Linked DNA regions of Homo sapiens: region 2 is linked to region 1. A link is a loop called in an ENCODE intact Hi-C map of the cell type or tissue named here. Cell type or tissue: ovary. All regions are shown on one strand.

The links. A loop is a pair of places that touch in the nucleus more often than their neighbours do. Peaks named below come from ENCODE experiments on the same cell type or tissue, not always from the same donor. Only the 100,000 strongest peaks of a DNase experiment are listed, where the experiment ranks them.
Region 2: a loop joins it to region 1, with 2.9 times the contacts of the local background. A loop is called at or near these places in 3 of 110 quality-filtered maps.

Annotation. Positions count from the first base shown.
Region 1 is chr14:91,168,540-91,176,539 of GRCh38, forward strand. DGLUCY (D-glutamate cyclase) reads left to right here. Exons shown (of 14, transcript NM_001102368.3): 5 at 1,464-1,662; 6 at 4,750-4,900; 7 at 7,395-7,517. Among named protein-coding and RNA genes, the nearest start is that of SNORA11B, 46 kb to the left of the region's middle. In ovary, a CTCF peak has its summit at 4,788 (motif pointing left); DNase peaks (open chromatin) are centred at 1,602, 2,128, 2,427 and 4,812; H3K27ac peaks cover 1,072 bases.
Region 2 is chr14:90,291,783-90,299,782 of GRCh38, forward strand. NRDE2 (NRDE-2, necessary for RNA interference, domain containing) reads right to left here. Exons shown (of 14, transcript NM_017970.4): 8 at 6,478-6,598; 9 at 915-1,090. Among named protein-coding and RNA genes, the nearest start is that of NRDE2, 36 kb to the right of the region's middle. RefSeq lists an enhancer at 1-820. In ovary, no CTCF peak of the experiment used is centred here; no DNase peak of the experiment used is centred here.

The DNA.
Region 1 (8,000 bases):
GAAACTCCTGGAGCCCATCCCCCAGTGGGCTTTCCACGTGCTGCTTCCTCTGCCTGGGTATGCCTTCTTCCTTGCCCAACTGGCAAACTCCTATTCATGCCTCAAGACCCAGCACCAAACTCCTCTGTGGAAGAGAATTGATTTCTTCCTTCTCTGTGTCACTCTACCTAGACGGTTGACATTCCTTGCTGTGTATTGCCAGTATGTGTTTTCAGTGAAGTCTCACCTATCAATTAGGGTTACGAGCTCTTTAAATGCTGGGATGGGATGGGCGCGGTGGCTCACGCCTGTAATCCCAGCACTTTGGGAGGCCAAGGAGAGCAGATCACCTGAGATCAGGAATTCGAGACCAGCCTGGCCAACGCGGTGAAACGCTGTCTCTACTAAAAATACAGAAATTAGCCGGGCATGGTGGTTCGGGCCTATGATCTCAGCTATTTGGGAGGCTGAGGTGGGAGAATCACTTGAACCTGGGAGGCAGAGGTTGCAGTGAGCCGAGGTTGCACCACTGCACTCCAGGCTGGGCAACAGAGCAAGACTCTGTCTCAAAAAAAAAATAAATAAATAAAAAACATTAAAAAAAGAAAAAAAGACTGGGACAGTGTCCTCTCCATTACTCTAGCCCCATCGCCCAGCATGTGCCCGGCATGAAGGCATGGCTCAGTAAAAGAGTTTGGAGTGGGTAAAGAATAAGCTTGTAACCAAAGAAGTCTTTCAACCCTACAGAAGAGTTTCCTTTAAGGGAAGAGAAAGGCCTCACCCACTACTGGCACTGAGAGGTTCCCCAAGACACATATTCTCTGTCCCCTTTGGGCTACTGGTCCTACCTCTATAGCAGAGAGGCCACCATTTACTTTTCTTCTTCTTCTTTTTTTTTTTTTTTCTTTGAGGCAGTCTCACTCTGTTGCCCAGGCTGGAGTAGTGCAGTGGCACGATCTCGGCTCACTACAACCTCCACCTCCCAGGTTCAAGCGATTCTCCTGCTTCAGCCTCCTGAGTAGCTGAGATTACAGCTGTGTACCACCATGCCTGGCTAGTTTTTGTATTTTTAGTATAGACGGGGTTTCACCTTGTTGCCCAGGCTTGTCTTGAACTCCGGAGTTCAAGTGATCTGCCCGCCTCGGCCTCCCAAAGTGCTGGGATTACAGTCATGAGCCACCGTGCCTGGCCACCATTTACTTTTCTCGGTGGTTTGGCTTGTTTTGGCTTGCGGGTATAGGAGACACACTGGGTGGGAGGTGGGGGTACGTTCTATACGTGCTGATTTAATCGTTTCCGATCTGGGGACATTTGAAGGATGCCAGCAAGGCCCCCTGCTGAAAACTATGCTCCCTACCCTGGTGCCAGGGCTGAAAATTTCAGCACTAGACATCCTCTTCTCTCTCCGCAGTCCTTCTATAATGTATTATCAGGGGCCACAGTGAGAGTCTGGGGCCCTCCCAGCTTTCCCCTTATGTCCCCAGGATGGGCCATCCCCAGTTCTGGAAATACGAGTTCGGTGCCTGCACCGGCAGCCTGGCTTCGCTGGAGCAGTACTCGGAGCAGCTGAAGGACATGGTGGCCTTCTTCCTGGGCTGCAGCTTCTCCCTGGAGGAGGCCTTGGAGAAAGCGGGGCTCCCCAGAAGAGACCCAGCAGGTCACAGCCAGGCGGGTGCATACAAGGTAGGGACACAGCCCACAGCCCACAAGGGCAGAATGGCCTGAAGATGCAGATCAACTTACATATTCCTGGGGTGGGGAGAACATGGGCACGGGAGGTGGAAAACCTAAGCTCCAGCCCCAGCTCAGCCATTTCTAGCTGTGCAACCCAGGAGAAATGATCAATCTCTCTGAGCCAGCCTCGGTCCCACTCACCTCTGGGACCACTGTGAGCACCCAGTGTGGCCCTTCTTCATGGTTCAGTGCTGTAAACCAAACCTGCTTGGGATTTCTCTGGCTCCTTTAACTTCAGGCACCTCAGCGAGATTTTTAAAAATCCTCCCTGGCTCCGGTGAGCCTCAGCCAGGGGGAATGAGCCTGGCTCTCTCAATACCCAGGGATTTGTGGCAGAGCCTCGGCCAGGCAGTAGCTCCTGGGTCAGGTCTCTGTCCAGAAAGCTGGGTCATGTTCTTGGCCGGAGGTGGCCTCTGGCAGTCACAAACACAGCACAGCCGGCGTCTCTGGGACGTGCCTGCTGTGCCTCTCCCAGCCCCTACTTGTCAAGGTGAGTGCACTCGATTCCCTGGTTCCACAGACCCTTCCTGGACATCTGTTGGTAAAGTCTGAGAGTTCACTCTGCTCCATCAGTGGTCAGCCAGCATAAACAGCCAGGCTCCAGGTTTCTTTATTTATGGAGGACTTGGATCAGAGATTTTGTCTTGGACTCTGGGACATTTATTAAAATGTCTTGGTTTGGGCTCCTGCCAGAGAGGCCCCAGCTGCCTCTGATCAGCAACAAAGCTGCCCATAGTCTGTGCTGCCTTCATGGGTGAAGTGTGCCCGAGCGGTTCTCTTGAAGCTAGGGAAGGGTGGGGATGGGACCCCAGCCACTGGCAGGCACCCATGGCAGTCTCTGGCTCTGGAACACAGCACCCTTTGTAGGAGGTGGGAGCTGAGAGGGCCCCATGGCTCGTCACATGCAGATTCTCATTTTAGATGAGGAAACCGAGGTCTAAAGAGAGAAAAGGACTTGCCCAAGTCCCAAAGCCAGATGGGAACCTGGAACCCCTGGCTCCCATCTGTACAATGTCAATAACAGAGATGTGACAATTAAATGATGCTTTGCAGTCACAGGGTCTGCTGATATGGCAACTGTTTGTTGCCTACAAAGGTGCAAGTAAGTGTCCACAGTAAGTGCTCAACAGGGCTTCACTGACCCCGATGCTTATCAAATAGCTTTCAGTCTAATATCGACACCTCTGCCCCTGGGCTCCAGGGAGAGATGGCCAGACAGCCATCTGGGATTCCATTGGCCACCCCCAGACGGGATGTGTCTCAGCCTTGGGGAGGGCTGCCTGGCTCTGCCAGTGGCTCCAGCATGTCCCCTCTCCTGGGTGCTATTATGCAGACACTGCTGGCAGCCACACCGAGGTTCCATCCTGCTGCCGCCAGGGTGGTGATAGCAAGCTCTTTAGGTGGTGGCCAAGACTGTCACAGTGGATTATAGTCCTGGCCATGTCCTAAATCTTTCATAAGCTCTATTGCAGGCACCAGAAACCATTCAGGAGGTGGGGTGGGGGAGCGAAACACCAATAAAAGTCACACAGATCAAACCGGGCAACATCTGTTAAGGCAGGAGGCACCAGGCCGTGCTCCATGGGGTCTGGGGACAGGCTTGTTGCTTGTGTGGATTCAGGAGGCAGAGTGAACACCAGCTCCTCCTGTGATGTTCTCCCTTGCCTCCCTCTGCCCGTGATTCACCAGAGGCTGTTTACCTTTGGTCCATGGCCCTTGCAGTCCCTAGAGAAATTCAGAGGCTCCATGATATTGGATGGGAAAAAAAGTACGTTTTTCTTTTCCCTTCTTCCCTCCCTCCCTTCTTTATTTTATTTTATTTTTATTTTTATTTTTGACAGTTCTTGCTCAGTTGCCCAGGCTGGAGTGGTGCAGTGGCACAGTCACAGCTCACTGCAGCCTCAACCTCCTGGGTTCAAGAGATCCTCCCATCTCAGCCTCCCGAGTAGCTGGGACCATAGGCATGTGCCAGCACACCCAGCTAATTTATGGTTTTGGTTTTTTTTGGTAGAGACAGGGTTTCGCTGTATTGCCCAGGCTGGTCTTGAACTTCTGGGCTCAAGCGATCCAACCTTCTTGGCCTCCCAAAGTGCTGGTATTACAGGCATGAACCACTGTGCCCAGCCTCAATTTTATTTTCATAACCTCAACTCACATTTAGCATTTCCTTCAATTATGAATGTAGGCAGCAAATGGCTGTCATATCAGCAGACCCTGTGACTTCATGGCTGGCAACAGAAATCACAGATATCTTCATATCACGTTAGAGTTCTTCCTGATGTCTCAAAAATATCCTATATGCTGATCACTACTTCAAAGTTACAATGATAGTAGAACTGGCATCTTGTTTCTTAGGCTGCTACTGAGGAAGCATGCATATTGTCTCACATTTTTCCTTTTTTTTTTTTCTTTGAGATGGAGTCTTGCTCTGTCACCCAGGCCGGAGTGCAATGGTGTGATTTCGGCTCACTGCAATCTCCGCCTCCTGGGTTCAAGCCGTTCTCCTGCCTCAGCCTCCCGAGTAGCTGGGACTAGAGGCGCGTGCCACCATGCCCGGCGAACTTTTGTATTTTTAATAGAGATGGGGTTTCACCATGCTGGCCAGGCTGGTCTCGAACTCCTGACCTCGTGATCCGCCCACCTCGGCCTCCCAAGTGCTGGGATTACAGGTGTGAGCCATCGTGTCTGGCCACATTTTTCTATTATTTGATAACTGTGCTTGCAGGATAATTGGTTTCCTTTGGAATCCTGTGCATTTTCTTGTATGCAGTTAAAGGCATTACTTTGACCAGGGGTCCACAGCTGTACTAGTCTACCAAAGGGGTCCGTGGCACACAAAAAGTTAAGATTCCCTATTTTAAACCAGTAATTAACAGCAAACTCCCTCTCTCTATGTCACATAAAAATAGAAGCTAATTTCTATAACAGCTACTCCTCCTTCATTTAGCTGCCTTGAACTCTTGGTGCTCAGAGCTTGGATCTGTGCTAATTCCATTTTTTAACATTTTCACTTGATTTTTTTTTTTTTTTGGTCAGACAACAGTGCCTTGTGTTACCCATGCTGGCTTCTGCTGCCCTCTGGTGGTCACGATGAGGCCCATTCCCAAGGACAAGCTGGAAGGGCTGGTGCGGGCCTGCTGCTCCCTCGGAGGTGAGCAGGGGCAACCTGTTCACATGGGCGACCCAGGTCAGTGTCTCTCGCTCCTGCCCATGATCTTCCTGTTCACATGGGCAACCCAGGTCAGTGTCTCTCGCTCCTGCCCATGATCCCCCTGTTCACATCGGCGACCCAGGTCAGTGTCTCTCGCTCCTGCCCATGATCCTGACAGCCTCTCTTGGAGTTGGGCCTAAGAAGCAGACAGGAGTTTGCCACGTTCCTAAGCTCCCATGGCTTGTCTTTGTTTTTACCAGGGGTCTCCAGGGGCAAAGGCCCTGAACAAGGCTCAAAGGCTCTGGCAGCTGTATCAGGGCTGGGCTTACAGATGCCCCTCAGGTTTAAAGGTGCCACCCTTGGCAGAATAGCCAGTCTCACTGTGATGTAAGTTTATATATATCACATCCTTTTGGGTTTTTACCGAGGCTTAATAATACATACATAGGAAAAAATATATATATATATAATGAATATATATATTGGGTTTTGTCCACAATTCCTGGCTCATAACTCCTAAAATTCTTGGAACCTCCAAAATGCTGTATTTTGTCTGATAGGTTCAGGGTGGGGCTGGTCACCAGAAAGACTAAGGTAGGATTAGAGGGTTGGGACTTTCAGCTCCACCCCTCCCCGCAACCTCCAGGGAGGAAAGAGGGGCTAAAGGTCAAGCTGATTACCCACGGCTGATGGTTTAATCAATCATGCTCATGTAATGAAGCCTCCGTAAAACCCCAAGAGGATAGGCTTCAGTGAGCTTCTACATAGCTGAACACATGTAGGTTCCTAGAGGGTGGTGCCTAAGGAGGGCATGGAAGCTCCGCACCCCTTCCCCCACACCTTGCCCTGGGCATCTCTATCTGTATCCTTTGCAATATCCTTTATTTAATTTAATTAAATTAATTAATTTATTTATTTTTGAGACACAGTTTCCCTCTGTCGCCCAGGCTGGAGTGCAGCGTTGCAATCTCAGCTCACTGCAACCTCCATCTCCTGGGTTCAAGCGATTCTCCTGCCTCAGCCTCCCAAGTAGCTGGGATTACAGGTGCCCAACACCATGCCCAGCTAATTTTTGTATTTTTAGTAGAGATGGGGTTTTGCCATGTTGGCCAGGCTGGTCTTGAACGCCTGGCCTCAAGTGGTCTGCCCGTCTTGGCCTCCCAAAGTGCTGGGATTACAGGTATGAGCCACCGCACCCGGTCTGCAATATTTTTTATGATAAACTGGTATACATAAGTAAATGTTTCCTCAAGGTCTGTGAGCTGCTCCAGGAAATTAATCAAACTCAAAGAGTTTGGGTATAATCAAACCCAAAGAGGGTTAATCAAACTGGAAGCCAGTTGGTCAGAAGTTCTGGAGGCCCAGACTTGCAACTGGTGTCTGTAGGGGGGTGGCCTTGGGGACTGAGCCCTCAACCCGTGGGTTCTGATGCTATCTCCAGGTGGAATGGAATTGGAGGGCACCCAGCTGGTGCCTCCTGCTTGATGGTGGGGAGAAACCCCTACAAATTTGGTCACAGGAGTCTTCTGTGTGGATGACTGTTACTGCGGTGTGAGAGCAGAGGAAACACACCATTTAGGTAGAGTTTTTTTCTCTACACGCTCACCCACTGGGGATCTTTGATAAATGTAAAGCTCCTATGAACTTCCAATGAATCTGGGGTTGGAGGAAGCCAAGGGTTGCAGCAGGGCTCTTTGTCCGGAGATTTGAGCTCGAAGCAACGTCTAATCTGGGCTGCTATTCTTTGGTATATTTGGGTAGGAGATGGCTTTGTTCCATATGTTAATTTGAGCTGAAATCCATTGATCCCCAGCGTATTCACTCAATCTGAGAGTGAGTGAACAGATCCAAGATGAAGAGCCAATATCAAGAAGCTGTGCAGGCCTCTTAGAAGGCCTGATGAGAGTTTGAGACTGGGCCTTGGTTGAGGGTCCAAGTTTGGTATACCTAAACTTGCTCAACTGCATAACCGACAACATTAGACAGAACCTAGCCTTTTGTGAAAATGCAGTCAGTACTTGCTAGCTTCATCACATGAGGATGATTCAGGGCCACCCACCAGGATGGTGTCTGCTGAGGAGTTTTATCATTAGCGGGGATGGATTGGGCCCAGCACATCCATCTTTGCTGTCTTCGGGATTAGGTTGCTGCTGGTAGTCAAGCAGCTGAGGTTAGGTGCATGAGATGTGACCCAGCCTGGACCAAGGTCAACCCCCCAAGGCTGGCTTTGGTAGCAATCTGCACAATGAGAGTACTAGGCTCAATGCACCCAAGGATCCTTCCAGAAATCACGCCACACAGTTTGAGATTCTGTTTTCTGAAACCACCATGCCACATGGACTGTAAATTATGGAGTAGCCTGAGTTGTCAAAGCCTTAATCCCTATTCTCCTTCACCTCTTCCTCAAATACCATTTACAATAATCCTGCAATTTGAGTTTCTGTTTTAGAGAAAGAACCATAAACTACTCAACCAGTTCTAATTGGATGCTCCCTGCTGAGGAAATTACATTTTCCTTTTCCATCTGCAGAACTGTTGGGAATCAAAGAGCTTTCCAAACCTGCCTACGGGGATGCCATGGTGTGTCCCCCAGGGGAGGTTCCAGTGTTCTGGCCTTCTCCGCTGACCAGTCTCGGAGCTGTCAGCAGCTGTGGTACGTTGGGGGATAATGGGACAATCGATCTGCCCTAGGATGGAGCCCAGTGGGGTCTAGTTCTTGAAAGCATATTCTCGTAGTACAATGATTTAAAAATAAAGCCATGAAACAAAACACAAAACAGAGGCCTACAGCTACAGTGAATCTCTCTCTGGTTTCCTTCTTTTATTTATTTATTTTTTTTTGAGACAGGGTCTCACTCTGTTGCCAGGCTAGAGTGCTGTGGTGCAATCTCGGTTCACTGCAACCTCCAGCTCCCTGGTTCAAGCGATTTTTCAGTCTCAGCCTCCTGAGTAGCTGGGATTACAGGCATGTGCCACCATGCCCAGCTAATTTTTGTATTTTTAGTAGAGACGGGGTTTCACCATGTTGGCCAGGATGGTCTCAATCTCCTGACCTCGTGGTCTGCCCACCTTTGCCTCCCACAGTGCTGGGATTACAGGCGTGAGTCATCGCGCCTGGCCTGGTTTCCTTCTTTTA
Region 2 (8,000 bases), 880 kb before region 1:
GGCCTTCACTTGTGCTGATCCCTCTGCCCAGAGCAGATGCTCCGTCATCAAACAAATATTCCTTCAACATCCAAGAGGATTCACCGAGTGCTCACCACAGGACAAATGCTGTTCTAGGCACTGACGTCAGAGCACTCAACAAAAGGGATAAACTCCTTGCCTTCAGGGCGCCTCGTTTGTAGAAAAGGTCACAGAGCTCCAAGACACAGAGTTGGTATCTGGTTAAACTGGATCAATTCCAGGTATCGAGACAGCATTTCTTCATTTTAATTTAAAACCTCCAGAGCTGCTGGCCACTAAACACAGAGCAGCATGTAACAAGTCACACGGTAACAGTAAATGAGATAACACAGATGAACTGCCTGGCACGCCACAGGTATTCAATAAACACTAGTTTCTTCTTCCGCAAGACACGCTGATGCCAACTGTCCAACATGGACCCTACGGCCAGTCCCTCTTGTCTTCTAGAGTCCAGTCTATCTGCTACAGCTTCACGGACCCAAGAGTGGGGTGGGGAAAGTGGACACAAGGAAAGAATCTAGGACAGTGATTCCGAGTTTTTTGAATAATCTGTATGTATCCCACAGGGCTCCACATGAAAAATTAACTGAATGACCTGGAAGACAATCTCCAGAGGGGTGACCACAAGGGCCCACCCACCTACTAGGGGACAGAAGCTCTCTGGTCAAGCACCTATATGCTCCCCCATCACCAGCAGCCAAGGAAATTCTACACTGATATCCAGCAGGAAGGAAGTTTCCACAGATGAGAACAGGAGCAGGTTAGCATCTCCTAAGCTAGCCAACTGCTAAGAGAGCTCCAGCGGCCTCCTTTCAGATAACCAAAGCGCATGGGAATGGAAAGCAGGCAGGGACCCCCTGGACAGCTTCCTGCCTGGGGCGGAGGATACATGCCTGTCTCTCGGGATCCTCACAGTCTTCCTCGGTTTGCTTCTTGGTCTTATCAGGGCGCCAGGGCCGCCAGTGCCTCTGGTCACGGGAACGCTCAGCAGCAAGCCAGATCTGCCACCTGGGCAGAGTCTTATCTTTTATTTCCTGGTCATCCTCTTCTGGTTCATCGTCATCCTCATCTAGACAAGAATGAGACTTCTTCACCTCATCAGCAAATAAAACCACCATCGCCACTCAATCAGCCTGCTATGTCAGGGACTGTTGGGCACCCGCAATGCCAAGATGTGTAAGAGCCATGCCAGTCTCCCAGGATACTCAGTGGCATTTAGGAACTCTTTGTAATCAATCAAGTCCTCAGGAAGCAAAGGAAGACAAGGTGATCAAATCAAATTATTTTTAATAGTATAGTGATTAAAATGGAAATGACACATACTCTAGAACAGTACTGTCCAACAGAACTCGCTGTGATGATGAAAATGCCCTACATACCTGCATTAACAGGGTAGCCACATGTGACTCACTGGGCACTTGAGATGTAGCTAGTAAAGGAACTGAATTCCTTTTTTTTTTTTCTGAGATGGAGTCTCGCTGTTGTCGCCCAGGCTGGAGTACAGTGGCACAATCTCTGCACACTGCAATCTCCGCCTCCCAGGTTCAAGCAATTCTCCTGCCTCAGCTTCCTGAGTAGCTGGGATTACAGGTATGTGCCACCATGCCTGGCTAATTTTTTGTATTTGGTAGAGATGGGGTTTCACCATGTTGGTCAGGCTGGTTTCGAACTCCTGATCTCAGGTGATGCACCTGCCTTGGCCTCCCAAAGTGCTGGGATTACGGGCATGAGTCACCAGGCCTGGCCTGAATTCTTAATTTTATTTAATTTTAAATAGCCACATGTGGCTAGAGGTTACTGTATTAGACAACACAGTTTTAGAATGCTAAATGACATTTGATGATGGCACTAGTTTAGATTTTCTTAAGTCATCCGAATTTTTAGCCAGGGACCGTATAATTAATTATGACCTATGCTCACTAGAACTTGCCTTTAAAAAAGCCAAATCAATATCCAATAATTTATTTCACTTTGTTTCCTAACTCTGAACATGTAGAAGGGAAGAGGAAGAAAGCCAGAGTTATCTGTAAAGTTCAAGGTTAAAAAATAAAGTATACAAAATGGTACAGCCACACAGGAAATCATTTTGGCAGTTTCTTACAAAACTAAACATGCACTTAGCATAACTGCACTCTTGGGCACTGATCCCAGATAAATGAAAACCTACGTTTACACAAAAACCTATATGCTAATACTCAGAAGCAGCTTCATGCATAATCGCCAACACCTGGAAACAATCCAAACATCCTTCAGTAGGTTGAACAGTTAAGCTGTGGTCCATTTACACAATGGAATACTACTCAGCAATCAACATGAACAAACCATTGATATATGCAACAATTTGTAGGTATCTCAGGGAAGTTATGCTAAGTTAAAAAAGCCAATCTCAAAAAGTTACACAAAACACAACTGTTCCCAGGGATGTGGACAAATCGGAAGCCTGGTGCCCTGCTGGTGGGAATGTAAAATGGTGCAGCTGCCGTCTGCTGTATGGAAAACAGCATGGCATACTAGACACAGGATTACCATATGAGGCGATTCCACTGCTGAATATCTACCCAGGAGAACTGAAAGCAGAGTCTCAAACAGATACTGTACACCCATGTTCATAGCAGCATTATTCACAATGGCCCAGAGGTGGAAGCAACCAAAATGTGCATTGACAAATGGATGGTATACACACATAGTGGAGAAGTGTTCGGCTTTAAAAAGGAAGGAAATCCTGGCGTGACATGGATGAACCCTGACGACACTACGCTAAGCGGAATCAGCCAGTCACAGGAGGTCAACTACTGTATGATTCCACATCCACCAGGTTCCTAACGTAGTCACATTCATAGAGACAGAAAGTAGAATGACTGCTGGGGCCTGGGGGGAGGGAGAAGTGAGGAATTTGTCTTTAATGGGTACAGACTTGGGGAAGATGAAAAAGTTGCAGAGGTCGATAGAGGTGATGGCTGCATGGCAGTGTGAATGTACTTAATGTCACTCAACTGTACACTTAAAAATGATCAATTTTATATTATATTTTACAACTAAAAAATTTTGTTAATGTTATATACCTTATGATTCCATTTATATAACCTTCATGAGATAACAGGAAAACAGAGAGAGAACAGATTAGTGGTTCCCATGAGTTAGGAGGGGGAAGGGGCAGACGTGGCTAAGAAAGGATACTGTGAGGGAGCCCTGCAGTGATGAAACAGTCTGATCTTGATTGTGGTAGTGATTACACAAAGCTACACACGTGACAGAAACTGCCTAGTACCATAGAAACACACACACCAATGAGTGCATGTAAAATGGTGAAATGTGAATGAACTGCAGACTGTACCAATGTCAGTTCCCTGGTTCTGACATTATACTGTGGTACTACCACTGGAAGGAACTGGATGAAGGGTGCACAAAACCTCTGGGTACATTTTTTCTACTTCTTGTGACTCTATACTATTTCAAAATAAAACATTTTTAAAAACTTAAAACACATAATATGTATACGTAGTATAATAATAATATATTGTGTATATTAGCATTATAGATCATATATATTAGCATAATGTATATATTAGCATTCTATTATTCCACCAATATTCTGCCTAAATGCTCTTCTGAGTTTCTCAAAGAAGAAAACTGAATGTATTTATCACCTTCTTCTAAAGATCTATGTTTAAAGTAATCCTTTAATCACCCTGAAAAACTCTTATAAGAGAAATTACCTTTGTGAGTCATACATCAGACTTAGATACCTGAATTTACTACATTAAGGACTCAAAAGATTACAGAGCTTTGGACACACATTCATGTATAACAACTACATACTAACAGAAAGTGAGGGCAAGAGAGAAGAAACATGCTATGATAAATGCTTGACTGCAGGATGAAATCAACTACCCTCTCAACGCTAACCTTTCAGGGTAAATAAGAGAAGTTAAAAATAAAATAAAAACAAAAATTGTTATCAATTAGGTTTGCTGGAATCAAGAAAATTTTCAGCCTTTCTTTTGACCCTTCTAGTTTTTTGGAGGACTTCCATTAAATTCATTAGAAAGAAATTCATAAATTCAGCAAGTTTCTCCATAATGGAAATGTGTGAGAAGCTTGCAGAGAATGTAAGTACCAACACAAGTCTCTAACTTGATGCTAAAAGTCAAGGTTTTGATATTCATTTGCATTCCCTTTTGGAGAAAACTAACTTTACACCTGATTTTAAGTGACCATTAGATATCTGGAAACTTATCAGAAGTAAAATTAGTCTGTGGACACTGCTATGAAAACTTTATTGTCACAGAAATGCAGAACACAGCAAACCGTGTAACAGATACTATGCATTGTAATGGGCTCGCTCTCTAACAAAAACCAAACAAAACCAAAAAACAAAAAAACTAAGCCTAAAAACACAGACCCATGCTAAGTCAGTCACTCAGAGAGGAGAGTTACTAATCAGACTTCTGTTTTTTTGGCCTTTGCTTATGCGGTCTTGCAGACTCAGTGGCTGAGTGCAATACCTACTTCCGTTTCATGCAGGCTGTTTTTCTTCATACATAAAACCACTGGTCAGCCTGATGAATAGTTCTCATTCTTTTTGGAAAAGAACACTCCAGGGAAATCTAAACAGCTGAGACTCTGACAGCCCCAAGTGAGGCATGATCACTGCCTGACAGCACTGCCCAGAGGAGAGTTACCCCAAAACACCTGAAGGGCCCCTCTCGCTTCTTAGTGGTAATAGAGATGCTCCCTGGCCCGGAGCTCTGAACTGTCGTGCAAGACAATACCTAATCCAAAGTTTTCATGGTGCAAATGAATAAACAAAGAAAGGTCACACCTGTGAGAAGAGGCTCACTGAGCCTAGGCAAGGAGTCAATCTCCTGAGTCCTTGTCCATCACTCTTTCCCTATAGAACTTTCAACGAAATCATCATCTGCCTGGCAGATCTCTCTCTATGCTGGAACTGCCTTTCGGGGAGTGAAGCAGTTCCTGAATGTCTTAGAGTTGTGCTGTCCAATACGTCACCATTAATATGTGGCTATCAAGCACTTGAAAAGTAGCTAGTCTGGGCTGGGTGCGGTGGCTCACATCGGAAATCCCAGCACTTTGGGAGGTAGAGGTGGGCGGATTACTTGAGGTCAGAGGTTCCAGACCAGCCTGGACCAATACAGTGAAACCTTGTCTCTACTAAAAATACAAAATTAGGAGGGCGTGGTGGTGCATACCTGTAATCCCAGCTACTTGGGAGGCTGAGGCACAAGAATCCCTTGAACCTGGGAGGCGGAGGTTGCAGTGAGCCAAGATCGAGCCACTACACTCCAGCCTGGGCAACAGACCAAGACTCTGTCTCAAAAAAAAAAAAAAGAAAAAAAAGAAAAGTAGCTAGTCTGAACTGAGATTTGCTAAAAGTGTAAAATACACACCAGATTTCAAAGAGTACTAAAAAAAGAATGCAAAATACCTAGTTAATAATTTTTTTTCTTTTTAAAGCATGCAATTGGCATCTGAATCTCTGGTTAATAATTTTAAAATACTAATTACATACTGAAATGTTTTGATATACTAGATTAAGTAAAATACACTATCAAAATTAACATCATCTGTTCCTTTTTACTTTTTTAATGTGGCCACTAGAAAATTTGAAATTACACAAGAGGCTCACATTATATTTCTATTGGGCAGCTCTGTATTAGAGTATAAATCTGGAAAGTATTTGGGGGTCATTTAGAGTGACAGTTATGTAAATGCTAGGTAATAATTACTTTATAATAGTCCTAAAAAGGTATTTTTCAAAGTATCTGTTGGTCTGTACACTGACAGGATAACAAAAAGACTGTCTGAAATACACACTAAAAAAGAATGGGGTCGGGCGTGGTGGCTCACACCTGTAATCCCAGCACTTTGGGAGGCTGAGGCAGGCAGATCGCTGGAGGTCAGGTGTTTGAGACCAGAGAGACCAGCCTGGCCAACATGGCGACCCTATCTCTACCAAAAATACAAAAATTAGCTGGGCATGGTGGCAGAAGCCTGTAATCCCAGCTACTCAGGAGCCTGACGCATGAGAATTGCTTGAACCCAGGAGGCAGAGGTTGCAGTGAGCTGAGATCCTGCCACTGCACTCCAGCCTGGGTGACAGAGCGAGATTCTGTCTCAAAAAAAAAAAAAAAAAAAGAATGAGGATTGGGGCAGTTATTAACAAGATTCCTTCTTCAGTTGCAGCCTATAAAAGGAAAAAGGGAAATTACAGAAACTTTCAAATCCTCAAAGCATTATGTACTGAAGGAATAAGTCCACTGCTTTAAAACTTCTAAGGGGAACCCATGACATCTACTTAACATTTTTGACATTTTGATGTTTGTGCAATATTCTGAAGCTACTGATAAATAGCTTAAGCAGATAAATAATCATGAGGATGTAAAAACAAATTCCAGAAGAAACAGAAGTACACGTCTTCAATGAGAGGTGACTTACCTGGGTTGATGACCACCCAGCCACCTCGTTCCTGCTGGTGCATCCACGCCTTCCAGCCTCGGGCTCCCTTCTCCCCAGCCCGGGGCTCTCCACTGTCCCAAAAGGGTTCAAAGAATTCCACCTGTTCAGATTTTAGAATGGACGTTAGACCTCACTTGTATAAAACTGCTGAGTCAGTGGGCAAAATCCGCGCTGGTGGATATAAGAGAAGCTTATGATCCTTGAAATCATGTTTGCCATCAGTCTTTGAAGTAGATACATGCTACACACCCCAAGATAGAAAAAAGATCTATCTAGCGTGGCAGGCAGCTTCCAAGATAGCCCCCATGACCCTACCTCTGCCTTGTGGTTTTCACACTCGCATGTGAGCTGGACCTAGTGATTCCAACACACAAAATATGGCAAAAGTGATGGGGGGTCACTCCCGGGATTAGGTTACAAAAAGACCAGCTGAGGTTCAGCAAGAAGGGTCTCCAGATGGGTAGGAAGGGAGTAGTTTCCTAGTTCTTATCCTGCCAGGCCAGTCTAACCAGGGACAGTGGCACTGCCAGTTCACCTAGTATCACTGGACCCCCGAGCTAATTCCTAAAGTCATGCCGCTTTCAAGATATTTTGAGAGGAAGGTTCCAACAAGACAGACCATGAGCTACGTGACACAACCATATCTTAAGTAACTATATATTCCTAACACCTGGCACAATACTTACTGCCTAGCAGGGACTCAATAAACGCTTGTTGGCACAGATCTGAACAAGGCAGGCGACCAGGGAGTAAAAAGGTCTGCATTTTTTATTTTTATTTTTGAGACAGAGTCTCGCTCTTGTTGCCCAGGCTGGAGTGCAGTGGTGTGATCTTGGCTCACTGCAACCTCCACCTCCCCGGGCTCAAGCAATTCTCCTACCTCAGCCTCCCGAGTAGCTGGGATTACAGGCATGAGCCACCACACCCAGCTAATTTTGTGTTTTTTTAGTAGAAACAGGGTTTCTCCACGTTGGTCAGGCTGGTCTCCAACTCCTGACCTCAGGTGCTCTGCCCACCTTAGCCTCCCAAAGTGCTGGGATTACAAGCCTAAACCACCGCGCCCAGCCTAAAGGTCTGCATTTTAAAGCCTGGCCCCATTAGCACCTCCCTCATTCATTCGAGCATTAGGTGTGTGGTAAGCAGCTCACTGGCAATAAATCTTTCCCTATGGAACAGAATGTGAACACAGCAATGAACAGAAACGTGATCATGTTATCAACTGGAAACAGGACTGTGAAAGTGAGCCAATAACCTACTCAGTGAAAGCTTTTGTAAGAAACCTTTTGAAGAGGACAAGCAGGCTTCCAGTGGGCACAGCATGGGCCATGAGCCACAGGATTATCTAGCCTGAGCCCTGGGCAATGCCACACACGCCTGGAGGAGTATTGCCTCCAGGAGAGTCACGTCAGGGCAGGGCAAACGTCCTGACACGTCAGTCATCCTCAGAAAGGGGAACCAGGACGACTACGCTCCCTCTTTAGAGGTCTGGCTCTTGTAAGAGT